Regions from separate parts of the Homo sapiens genome. Here all the other regions are linked to region 1. A link is a contact called in ENCODE Hi-C or POLR2A ChIA-PET data. All regions are on one chromosome and are shown on one strand. The core of a region is the stretch at or near the end of the contact, and the rest is flanking DNA. Distances in the headings are between cores, read along the strand shown. Region 1 holds the start of PLPP6 (phospholipid phosphatase 6). Region 2 overlaps SLC1A1 (solute carrier family 1 member 1). Region 3 has its middle 22 kb from the start of AK3. Region 4 overlaps SLC1A1 (solute carrier family 1 member 1).

Region 1 (2,994 bases), core at 198-2,697:
AGCCATAAAAAAGGATGAGTTCGTGTCCTTTGTAGGGACATGGATGAAGCTGGAAACCATCATTCTCAGCAAACTATCACAAGGACAGAAAACCAAACACCGCATGTTCTCACTGATAGGTGGGAATTGAACAATGACAACACTTGGACACAGGGTGGGGAACATCACACACAGGGGCCTGTCGTGGGGTGGGGGGAATGAGTTAATGGGTGCAGCACACCAACATGGCACATGTATACATATATAACAAACCAGCACGTTGTGCATATGTACCCTAGAACTTAAAGTATAATTTTTTTAAAAAAATGTGACATGCTCTACTCTGTAGCCTTCCTTCTCCCCAGATCTCCCTCAATGACATTGTTTGGGGCAAAATCATTAGACTTATTAAGGTTAAAATTGATTCCATCTCCAAATTCCAAAACAAAAATGTTAAGAGATTGTCAGTGATGACATAGTAATAACATCAATATTCTATGAATAGTTTAGTGTGAAGAAGGCTGGTAATGTTTTGACTATTTATATCACCATGTTATTCACCAGAATGGAATCTAGCCTTTATCACTGTAGCTAAATAATCTAGGTATGATCTGAGGAAACAGTAAATCTGAACAGCCTTTTTGTTACAGGATTTTAGTTACAGGATTTAACTAATTTCATTATTTTTTTTTCGCTATTTTTCTTGGTCTAACACAGTTTTTTCTAAGGTCCACAGTTTATTAATAATCCCTTTCGTAAATGTAATGCAATTACCTCTAACACCTCCAAAAACATTCAGAAATGCTCTCTTTGCTCCAGTTAAAAAAATGCCATGGGAGTTCCAAGAATAGGAAACATCAACCAGGGTATTTAGCACTAGATTGACAGAACTTGGCTCAGACCTGCATTACAAAAGCAAGTGTTCCGACTGCGGTTTTGCATTGTGCTGAAGTGCTTTCGGATAATTTTTTTAAAAATGAAATTTACCAAATAATGCTGTAAGAACTCTGTTCTTTATAAGAACTCTCAGGTTATCTTCAGACAACAAAAGCCAATGAGAAAGTCAAGATCACCTTTTCAAATCTCATGCTCTCCTGAATCATAATGGGGAACGCAGAGGGAAAGCTGTTGGTCTCCAGGTACTGATTCATGAGGTAGACCCCGAGGTACACATCTTGTTTGCCAGGCAGGAACACTCCTGGGCAAGAAATCTTAAAAAGAAAGAAAACAACAAACAAGGGAGAGAAAACAGACTTTGCTTTGTTTTGTTACACGGGGCTCTATTTCTCTTAAGCTCCTACAGACACTGACATTTTCCCCATCACCTCACTCCCTCACCTGTACCTCCCAACGCCAACATCCTCCCCTCTGCTCTCCTCACATTGGAAATTCCAACTCCCTCCCACGTCTCCACCAGGTGTCACAATCGCGCTCTCGCCGGCTCCTCTCCCCGCCCCTCCGGGATGGTAGTGCGGAAGCGGAAGAGGCTGCAGGGCCGGGAAGCCTCTGTTTGGTCCGGCCAGGTCCCGGGATCCGGGCCGCCAGCTGCGATGCCAAGTCCCCGGAGGAGCATGGAGGGACGGCCGCTGGGCGTCTCCGCTTCGAGCAGCAGCAGCAGCCCCGGCAGCCCAGCCCATGGCGGCGGTGGCGGCGGCAGCAGGTTTGAGTTCCAGTCCCTGCTCAGCAGCCGCGCCACGGCCGTGGACCCCACCTGCGCCCGGCTCCGTGCATCGGAGAGCCCAGTTCACCGCCGCGGCTCCTTCCCCCTGGCCGCGGCGGGCCCCTCGCAGTCGCCCGCGCCTCCGCTGCCCGAGGAGGACCGCATGGACTTGAACCCGTCCTTCCTGGGCATCGCCCTGCGCTCCCTGCTGGCCATCGACCTGTGGCTGTCCAAGAAGCTGGGGGTGTGCGCGGGAGAGAGCTCGTCGTGGGGCAGCGTGCGACCCCTTATGAAGCTGCTGGAGATCTCGGGACACGGCATCCCCTGGCTGCTGGGCACCCTCTACTGCCTGTGCAGGAGCGACAGCTGGGCCGGGCGCGAGGTGCTGATGAACCTGCTCTTCGCCCTGCTGTTGGACCTGCTGCTGGTGGCCTTGATCAAAGGGCTGGTCCGCAGGCGCCGCCCGGCCCACAACCAGATGGACATGTTTGTCACTCTCTCGGTGGACAAGTACTCCTTCCCCTCGGGCCATGCCACAAGGGCCGCCCTGATGTCGAGGTTCATCCTGAACCACCTGGTGCTGGCCATTCCACTGAGGGTGCTGGTGGTTCTGTGGGCCTTCGTCTTGGGCCTATCCAGGGTCATGCTGGGGCGGCACAATGTCACCGACGTAGCTTTTGGCTTTTTTCTGGGCTACATGCAGTACAGCATCGTGGACTATTGCTGGCTCTCACCCCATAATGCTCCGGTCCTCTTTTTACTGTGGAGTCAACGATGACACCATCTCATTGATTATGGCACCAGGAAGTCTGAAGGTTTCCACATTCGATGATGTCAACCTAAACCAGCAGCCATCCCGCTTGTCCCTCTTAGGCATTTCAGGCTTCCTTTGGGATTTCAGGTGTCCCATGATCTTGATGTGCTGCTAGGCTGGAGCACACACTGGCCATTACTGAACACAGCCATATTAGGGAAAGCAAAAAAACCCAAAAAATCCTCTATTGTATATTTATTCAACAACTGTTTATGTTTCCAGGACAACTGCAAAGAAAACAAGCTGAGGTGGTTATACTGTTGCTGTTAAAAGTTGGTATCAGTAAGATTTGTGTTTTGTGATAATCCCTAAATCAACATACCACTTGTAAACTGAACTTCGAGAAAGAAACATGATGTTCATTCTGTAAATATACATGCAGACAGGTCATGTACTAATCCTAGTCCTTTTCCTGAGGTAGATTTTAAACAGTATTTTTAAAGTCCAAGACATAGGTTTTTCTAGTTTATTCCCTGAAGATCTGTTGCCACAGTTGGGAGATTTCTTCTTAATCCTGATTTTCTTGGTAAGCTTTTTTACT
Region 2 (2,990 bases), core at 236-2,735, 88 kb before region 1:
ATAGGCATGTACCACCATGCCCAGCTATTTTTTTGTATTTTTTGTAGAGACAGGGTTTTGCCATGTTGCCCAGGCTGATCTCAAACTCCTAGGCTCAAGCAATCTACCCACTTCATCCTCCCAAAATGCTGGAATTACAGGCATTAGCCACCACACCCAGCCACCACTAGAGTATTAAATAATTCCACATATTACCCAGGAGTTAGTTCATGAACAGAAGTCTAGCTATCAACCATTGTCTTTTCCCTCAAAGCCTTGGGAGATCATCTTGCACTCAACCAGCCTTCGTGTAAGAAGTAATTCTTTAAAAAATGATTTGAAGGATTTCACTGTACATGAGAACACAAAGTGCTTTCCCTATTGCACCCCATGCAAAAGTGAGTTTCAAAATATTTATAACTGGCACTGCATGGGCACTAACCCATCTGAATGAAAGCTACCATCCGTGAGCATACCAGTGACACCATTTCAGTGTCTGTCCTCTCCCTGAAAATGCCAAAAAGTCCACCTTTCTTAGGATGCATCTGTCTCGCTTACCTCATATTTAATTTGTTCAACATTATTTAATCCAAAGTGTAGATACTGACAGTGATGTAAAGGGTTCAGTAAAAATGGCAAGGCAGGTCACTTAATACTGCAGAAACCTCAGCTTCATCATCTGTTAAAAAGGATAATAAAAGCTACCCCCAGGGATAGGAGAAGTACATTAAATGAAATGATGCATGTAAAATACTTTCCCTCATGCAAGATACAACGATAGCTCCACAAATAGAGCTATTATGATCACTTCCAGTACTAATACTATCGCCTCTATTGCTGATACCTGGGAAACAGATGACCGTGGCTAGAAAGAGCCATATTTGGCAGTGAGGGTCAAGCTCAAGTGAGATCTGCAGATAGGACAATCAGCAGGATATATATGCACTAGGAACACGGCATGAGGTGCGCACCCATCTAACCACATGTTCTTGCCAAGTTTGCAAACTACCCTATGGTAGTTTGGATGGGTAGAATTTAAGGTGCACACAGGTACTAAAAACTAGAGCCAATATTGTTCACCCAGGACTTGAAACAACTCTTAGCTTCAATTCCCATCCTGTGCTCCACCAAGTGTGCATGCCAAGCTGAGGGTGCCCACACTGGAGTGTTCCTTCCCCACCAACCTAGCATGAGAAAGCACTTGATGACGGAATCACGCCTCTGTTGTGCTTCCTTTCCAGTTATATGCCACTAGGTATTTTGTTCCTGATTGCTGGGAAGATCATAGAAGTTGAAGACTGGGAAATATTCCGCAAGCTGGGCCTTTACATGGCCACAGTCCTGACTGGGTATGTCAGACTCAAGAGAAGAGACAGAAACCTCCTTTGATCTAATAGGATGGCCGCTGAGAGGTTGGGTTTCAGTTGGTTAAAACTGGCTTCTGCCCTATGTGCTGGGAAAGATAGGGTTCAGAGATAAGACAGCAGGGGGAGGAGGGCTGCCCTTTAACAGCTGTACTGTAGGTGGATCATGCTGTGCTAATTGTCAGCTCTTGGCAGAACAGCCTGGACCAGGCTTTGTCACTGCCTTTATTGGTTATGTTAAAATAATTTTTTACAACAAGAGAGAAACCCACTCGTAGCCTCCCTTGGCTCTCTCCTGGCCTTCATTTCCTTAAGAATGTAAACTAGCCAAGCAAGCAAGAATAGCCTCCATGTACCCTGAACCTGAAAGAAATTAGCAAGGGCCTAAATGAAATCAGACTTGAGCAAGTAGGAGCAGGATGGCTGTTGGTTCAAACACTGTTGCTGGGGCTGTTAACCACCACCATGTCCTGCAGCATCAGAGTGTCAGAGAGGGTGCCAGGAGAATCTTGAGGCTGGGAGGAATTGTGTGGGCCTTTTTGGAAGCCATTAAACAGGAAGGCAGCAGGGGTTGGGTAGTTTCCATATTTATTACAGCCTAGCTACTGTTTCCTTGAGAAAAGATGAGGTGGGATAAGTTATGAATGGTGCCCCTGGACACCTAGACAGGGGCAGAATATGTCACATACCCTAAGAAATACAGACTAAGGGAATAAATAAATATCATTGATTTGACTCTCACAAGTCAATACCTACAAACACCCAACTTGAGCAATGAACTCACCTATTGGAACTTGATCGTATTGGAGATTTCCAACACAGCGCATTTGGTTCTTAATCTGTGTTTGCCAAAAACACAGCCCTGCCAGCCAACACAGAGGCAGATTTGGTCCCTACAGTGTGAGGCCCCTGGCGCTAAGGGAGGTGGGACCTCCAATTCACTGGAGGCCACCCTGCTGTAGGGCTGCTGAAACAGGCAGTGCCAGGGATCGTGTCTCAGCAGTGACGTGGCTGGGGTGTATGAGCTGAGCCATTTCATAACCGAGTTCTGCTGGTTTCTATTCTCTTACCCCAGCTAGGTGTCTAACAGGAAACTAAAAGTCAGTTCCTCATGGTTTTTAGCTACAAGCTCTCTATCAAGAAGATCCTCTCGCCAGAACTCCAGGATCTATATTTTTGATGGCCATTTCCTATTTCAAACACACATAACTGATCTGTAAACTCTAAGCTGCCAGTTACATATATATCTATCTGTGAAATGAGTCTCATTTCTTAAGCCTCCTAGTTCATGTAACCTGTGTATTTCCATGTGAAACAATGAACAGTTTGAGAAGGCAGGAATAACAAAGAAAGAAATAATCCTAAAGTATGGCTGTGGAAGAGCTGAGACTTTTTTCCTTACTGTAACTCTGACTTCCCTCTTAGACAGTGGGCGCCACCAGCAAGACAGCAGCTTGGTGCAGGGAATGGAGTGGGTGAGGACTGAGCGCTGTGATAAGGGGTATAATGAGGTATAAGGTAGTGGTGACATACAGGGTGCCAAGGAAGGAAGGCTCAGCCCTACCTGAGGAAGTGAGGGAAGGCTTCCTGGAGGAAGGGGGATGCCTATCTGAGTCTTAAGAGGAGAAGAACTGAGCAGCAACAGAA
Region 3 (2,791 bases), core at 197-2,696, 100 kb after region 1:
GCATTTTAAAACTTTCTCAGCCAGGGGCGATGGCTCATGCCTGCAATCCCAGCACTTTGGGAGGCCTATACGGGCAGATTGCTTGAGTCCGGGGGTTCAACACCAGTATGTGTAACATGACGAAACCCTGTCTCTACGAAACAAAAACAAAACAAAAATTAGCCAGGCATAGTGGCTCCCGCCTGTGGTCCCAACTACCTGGGAGGCTGAGGCAGGAGGATTACCTGAGCCCACGAGGTCAAGGCTGCAGTGAACCGAGATTGCACCACTGCACTCCAGCCTGAGCAACTGAGCAAGGTCAAGTTTGAGAGCCACCACACTAGACAGGAAGTGGTCATATTTTCTTAGACCTTTAGCATCTACCATAAGCACACAGAGAATGGACTCTGAATGAAAGAGTCTAGAGCTTGAAAGGGAACTGAAATTTAAAAATAAAAAAGTGTGAAATGATGGCTGGGCACGGTGGCTCACGCTTGTAATTTCAGCACTTTGGGAGGCTGAAGCGGGCAGACCACGAGGTCAGGAGACCGAGACCACCCTGGCTAACACGGTGAAACCCCGTCTCTACTATAAATACAAAAAATTAGCTGGGCGTGGTGGCACACGCCTGTAGTCCCAGATACTCAGGAACCTGAGGCAGGAGACTCGCTTGAACCCGGGAGGCGGTGGTTGCAGGGAGCCGAGATCATGCCACTGCACTCCAGCCTTGGCGACAGAGCGAGACTCCATCACACACACACACACACAAAAAGGTGAAATGAGCAGCATAACGTTGGAATGACAGGTGACTATTTCCTGCCAAGATTCCAGTTGCCATCAGGTGGCGCTGTGTCAACAACAAATGCTTTTACCTGAAGCGAGGAGGAAGTTTGGTTGATTTACTCGAATTCAAGCCTCAAATACTACATAACTGAATTTATTTTTTCTTACTCCGTTTGTTTGCAATTGTCCCACTTGTATGAATACATTGATTTTTTTTTCTCACCTGGCCCAGAACAAAGCTGAGTAAATTGATTTCTTAAGGCATGAAGCCTTAGACAAGAAAAGCCGTGGAAGGAGGCTGGTGGCAGCAGACAGCTGGGCAGGTCATGAAGGTCAGGGGAAGGAAATTAGCAATTACCCTTATTTCCATCTTCAGTGAGGAAAACCTGCTCCCCACCAGCACTGCCTGTTGTGAAATTACCCAAGCATTCAAATGAATATGTCATTTCGCGAGGGTGGAGCCATCCTGTAATTTCTGTCATCCAGTTCCCTTTACGGGTTGTTAAATGTCTACGTGAGTAACCCTTGAATGTCGTTGCTCTCACAAACCAAAGTCTGGAAGCCCGAGTCTTTCTTCTGGGTTGAGTACTTTATTCTTCTGAGGTGTGGGAACTGAGGCACAGCAAAGGCCTGAGGCCCCACGGGCAACTCTTTCTCCCCCTCCTCCCTCCCCTCCGCGCAGGGCATCCCCGTGCACAGAACTGATAGAGCTGGCCTGGCTACTGGCAGACTATCAGGCCAGGCCAGAGCTGGAGGCTGAGCTGGTTTCCTCCGGGCAGGACAGAGCTTTCAGGCAGCGACCTCCTAGGAGGAAGGCGGGGGGAGGGTTTGCAGCCTTCCCTACTCTGGGCAGACAGAGGAATGTGGTGGACAGGAAAAAGGGGGAGGAGGCAGGACCTCTACTCTCAGCATAGACCCAGTCTCACTGAAGAGGCACTCTTTAAAGGCATCACAGAGTTTAAGAATAGTGCATGGTAGAAATAACTCTTAATTTCTGAATGACCAAGTATAAATGAAATGGAAGTGCTTAAAAGTAATAAGAGAAAAGCTATATAGTTCCTCTTTTCCTTCCTTGAAAAATCAGGTGCAAAAGTCATCAGGTGCAGGGTCGAGCAAGATAGGCAGCTATGAGTGGGGTGGAGGTGAGCTGTGGTGGCCGGAACCTGACCAGGATCAGAAAGCATACATTCAGGGGCAAGTCCAGGCCAGAGTGTCAGAACCCAATTGTGGTGAGGGGTGTCCCGGCAGAGAGGCAGTCTGCCACAGGGTGTTGGAGTCCCAGTGGGGAGAGAAAGGTATCTCCAAGGACATGTATGTAAATGTACAATATTAAGGATAATGGGAGCAAAGTTTCTCGCTGTTGGAGAAGACAGTTAACAAATCATTCCTGTAATCCCACCACATTAAGAGGCTGAGGCAGAAGGATTGTTTGAGGCCAGGAGTTTGAGACCAGCCTGGTCAACATAGCGAGATCCCGTCTCCACAGAAATTAAGAAAACATTAGCCAGGTGTGGTGGCATGCACCTGTATGCCATCTCAAGGAAAGAGGCTGAGGTGTGAGAATCACTTGAGCCCAGGAGATTGAGGCTGTACTACAGCCTGGGCAACTGAGCAAGACCCCATCTCAAAAAAATAAATTATGGACAGAAAACTAGAATGAAAACTGTGTTAGGTTGGAATGAGAAGTATTGGTATGAAGTCATGGTTTTCAATAAACAAACTAATAAGATCCATATTTTATTACGTATGTAGAGAAATATAAGGGTAAATGCATGTATGATTTTGTGTATGTGTGTACACACATCCTTATATTCCCTACTTCTGTGCCCTGAGAGGGCCTGAGATCAATGATGCCCAATACTGGTTTCTATTTATTTTATTTTTAAAAAATAGAGATGGAGTCAGGCTGGGCATGGTGGCTCATGCCTGTAATCCCAGCACTTTGGGAGGCCAAGGTGGGCAGATCACGAGGTCAGGAGTTCGAGACCAGCCTGGCCAACATGGTGAAACCCCGTCTCTACTAAAAATA
Region 4 (2,734 bases), core at 59-2,558, 110 kb before region 1:
ATCCAGGGCAGTCAGCCATACTTAAATACCTGTTAGTCATTCAATCAGCATGTTTACTGAGCATCTCCTATGTGCTGGGCACTGAGTATACATTCGTGAACAAGCAGATAGCTAGGTCTCCTGCCTTCATGGAGCTTAAAACCTAGCAAGAAAGAGATATAAAATAATGAACCAATGATAAAAATTGTTGAGATATGATATGCACAGGATGCCAAGCAAGGAAATCAGGACACCCTGGTTTAGGGTGGATAATCAGGGAAGGATTCTGAGGAAAGGACTTAAAAGCCAAATGAAGAGTGAGGAAGAGCACTCCAGGCAGAGGGAAGAGCCTGTGCAAAGGCCTTGGGGTGGGAAGGAGCTTGGTCTGTTCCAGAAGAGGCTGGAGGAGGGGATGAGACAGGAAGATGGCACAAAGAGGGGCTGGAGAGGCAGGCAGGTGCCTCCCCTGCAAGGCCTGTTGGCCAAGGTAAGGATTTTTTCTTTTTATCTTCAGTGCCATTGAAGGGTTATCCTGATGTATAAAATCACCTGATTTATGTTTTTAAAGGATCTCTTTAGTGACCGTGTAATGAAGGAATGAATGAGGGAGGGAATGAATGAATCAGTTAATGCTTGTTGAATACCTTCCATCTGCTCAGTGATGCACATCATCTTTATCATTTATTCAGTAATCATGCAGGCTATTTACTAAGAACACACTGTGTTCTGGGCACTGTACTAGGCCTGTTATAGACATTATTTCTAATCCTCACAACAGCTACGCAAGCTGAGGTTGTTCACTTTGTTCCTCACAATTAACCTAAAGGCGATAGAGGCATTTCAGATCCTCCAATTTATAGATGGAGAAGCTGAGTCTGGGAGGAGGCTGGGATTTGAGCCCAGTCTGTCCCACCAAAGCCCATGCCTTCTCTCTGCACAGGTGGCCTCTCTGCCGGTGACAGAGACAGGAGTCATCCACATGGCGAGTTTTAACTCCTATGCAACAATGAGTTTCTTGGATGTGGTGTCCACTTATAATGGCATAACACCACCAAATGTCAGACCTAAAAGAACTTCCAATAAGGGGTTGAATTTTGATACCTTAACAGCAATGTGGAGAGATTGTCACGAAAGCTTTGTTCTCAGTGGGTGGTTGCTTAATCAGAGAGCTCTAGGAGGAGTCTTTTGCCCTCAGATGTTTATTTTTAAAACATGCTATTGTTTAGCCAGGCAACTGCTTCCTTTGGAGTGTTTTTGTAAAAAGTTCAGATGATTACTGCTTTGGCTGGGAGCCAACACCCTTGCTCATCAGAGCCTTCTCCTGAGGTGAAAAAAGCAAATAAATGCCTTTACCTAAAATAAAGAGCTAGCAGGTGCCCCTGACTTCCAAGGACAACCGGGGATTTTATCCCTGTTTCTAGGCCACAGCCGAGCCTCAAAACTGTCCCAGGTTCTAATGGATAACCCTGGGTTCACAGGGAACTGGAATCGTGCTCTTCTTTTTCTGCCCAATTCAGGTGCCACCTGTTCCATCAAGCCTCTCCTGCTCATCTCAATCTGGTGACAGTTCAGGCTCCTCTGAAAGCCCACAGTAACTGGTCTCCGCACCAGGGCTTCACAAAACATCTAGTTTTTAAACTGGATGGAGCAAATCCAGTTGTTAAAATTTCTGATCTGTTACAGATCAATAACCTTCGTAAACTATAGTTAGAGCAAATTACTAGAAAAGTTATATTAAAAATAGACATACAAAATACTAGCCCTATTTTTTTTTTTTTTTGAGATGGAGTTTCACTCCTGTTGCCCAGGCTGAAGTGCAGTGGCATGATATCGGCTCACTGCAACCTCCACCTCCCAGGTTCAAGAGATTCTCCTGCCTCAGCCTCCTGAGTAGCTGGGATTGCAGGTGCACACCATCACACCCAGCAAATTTGTGTGTGTGTGTGGTTTTGTTTTTGTTTTTTTGTTTTTTTAAGTAGAGATGGGGTTTCACCATGTTGGCCAGGCTGGTCTCAAACTCCTGACCTCAGGTGATCCACCTGCCTGGGCCTCCCAAAGTGCTGGGATTACCGGCGTGAGCCACTACGCCCCGCCCCTATCTTTTATTATTACATTCAACAGAAATAAAGTTACTGTCCAATTACTATAAACATTTTAAATACTCACTGTTGATTTCTGTGCAGATGCCATCACACCTGCTTAGTTCATTCTCATTTATCACCCCCTATAGGACAGCTTTCAACTCCCAGGAGAAACGAGTTCTGATAGTGAACTGTAAAGAGAGGGGGTCCTTCAGACCTCGCCAGCCACCAAAGATGGCCTGAGAGCAAGAAACCCGGGGGTCCATTGAGAATAAAAACTCAGAACTAAAGGGCAAATGAGGTTTTACTTGTTTGGGACTAAGTTGGGCCTGATCTTCGACGTCAACGCCAGTTAAGAGTCTAATGCCTGGATTCTCATTCTCACAGTCAACATTCATTGCGCTAGACCACAAGTTCTCACCAAGACAATATCGTCCCCAAGGCAGCAAAAGCTGTTTTTATTTGGTGGTGGTGAGTTGGGGGAGAAAATCTTACTCTTTTTATGTAAAAAAACACATGTATCATTTACTATATAACCAGATATACAGTTTGCGGTTTTAGAATTTCAGAGGGGTGGTGATTAGGAAAACGGCTTTGGGGGGTGGTTTTGCACAACAACAACAACAATAAAACAAGGTTGAAAAAGACTGAGATGTTACATGTGTTCCCCTGTG

The links. Hi-C counts contacts between places; a loop is a spot of excess contacts on that map. ChIA-PET counts read pairs that join two places held with the same protein, here RNA polymerase II (POLR2A). Pooled maps may share reads with other maps.
Region 2: a loop to region 1 is called in a pooled map, with 2.2 times the contacts of the local background. The contact joins the enhancer-like site here to the promoter of PLPP6 in region 1. A Hi-C loop is called at or near these places in 2 of 50 pooled maps. POLR2A ChIA-PET finds 5 or more read pairs at or near these places in 2 of 52 experiments (activated T-cell and naive thymus-derived CD8-positive, alpha-beta T cell).
Region 3: a loop to region 1 is called in a pooled map, with 4 times the contacts of the local background. The contact joins the enhancer-like site here to the promoter of PLPP6 in region 1. A Hi-C loop is called at or near these places in 1 of 168 maps with a recorded cell type or tissue (naive thymus-derived CD4-positive, alpha-beta T cell) and 7 of 50 pooled maps. POLR2A ChIA-PET finds 5 or more read pairs at or near these places in 2 of 52 experiments (OCI-LY7 and activated naive CD4-positive, alpha-beta T cell).
Region 4: a map of endothelial cell of umbilical vein shows a loop between it and region 1 (4-fold over the local background). The contact joins the enhancer-like site here to the promoter of PLPP6 in region 1. A Hi-C loop is called at or near these places in 1 of 168 maps with a recorded cell type or tissue (endothelial cell of umbilical vein) and 5 of 50 pooled maps. POLR2A ChIA-PET finds 5 or more read pairs at or near these places in 3 of 52 experiments (BJ, CD4-positive, alpha-beta T cell and naive thymus-derived CD8-positive, alpha-beta T cell).

The regions. Positions count from the first base shown.
Region 1 is chr9:4,660,847-4,663,840 of GRCh38, forward strand. PLPP6 (phospholipid phosphatase 6) reads left to right here and starts at 1,448. Exons shown (of 1, transcript NM_203453.5): 1 at 1,448-2,994. The coding sequence starts at 1,530. The coding sequence ends at 2,417. SPATA6L (spermatogenesis associated 6 like) reads right to left here. Exons shown (of 12, transcript NM_001353486.2): 2 at 1,053-1,190. RefSeq lists a silencer at 1,583-1,842.
Region 2 is chr9:4,572,687-4,575,676 of GRCh38, forward strand. SLC1A1 (solute carrier family 1 member 1) reads left to right here. Exons shown (of 12, transcript NM_004170.6): 8 at 1,221-1,328. Among named protein-coding and RNA genes, the nearest start is that of SLC1A1, 84 kb to the left of the region's middle. Within about 2 kb of position 1,486, at least 4 of the 41 ENCODE cell types and tissues checked have a DNase peak (open chromatin) inside an H3K27ac peak, as active enhancers do.
Region 3 is chr9:4,761,905-4,764,695 of GRCh38, forward strand. No RefSeq gene overlaps it. Among named protein-coding and RNA genes, the nearest start is that of AK3, 22 kb to the left of the region's middle. RefSeq lists an enhancer at 1,025-1,963. Within about 2 kb of position 1,447, at least 21 of the 41 ENCODE cell types and tissues checked have a DNase peak (open chromatin) inside an H3K27ac peak, as active enhancers do.
Region 4 is chr9:4,554,247-4,556,980 of GRCh38, forward strand. All of the region lies in intron 2 of SLC1A1 (solute carrier family 1 member 1), which reads left to right. Among named protein-coding and RNA genes, the nearest start is that of SLC1A1, 65 kb to the left of the region's middle. Within about 2 kb of position 1,309, at least 3 of the 41 ENCODE cell types and tissues checked have a DNase peak (open chromatin) inside an H3K27ac peak, as active enhancers do; they include endothelial cell of umbilical vein, where a contact is called at or near this core.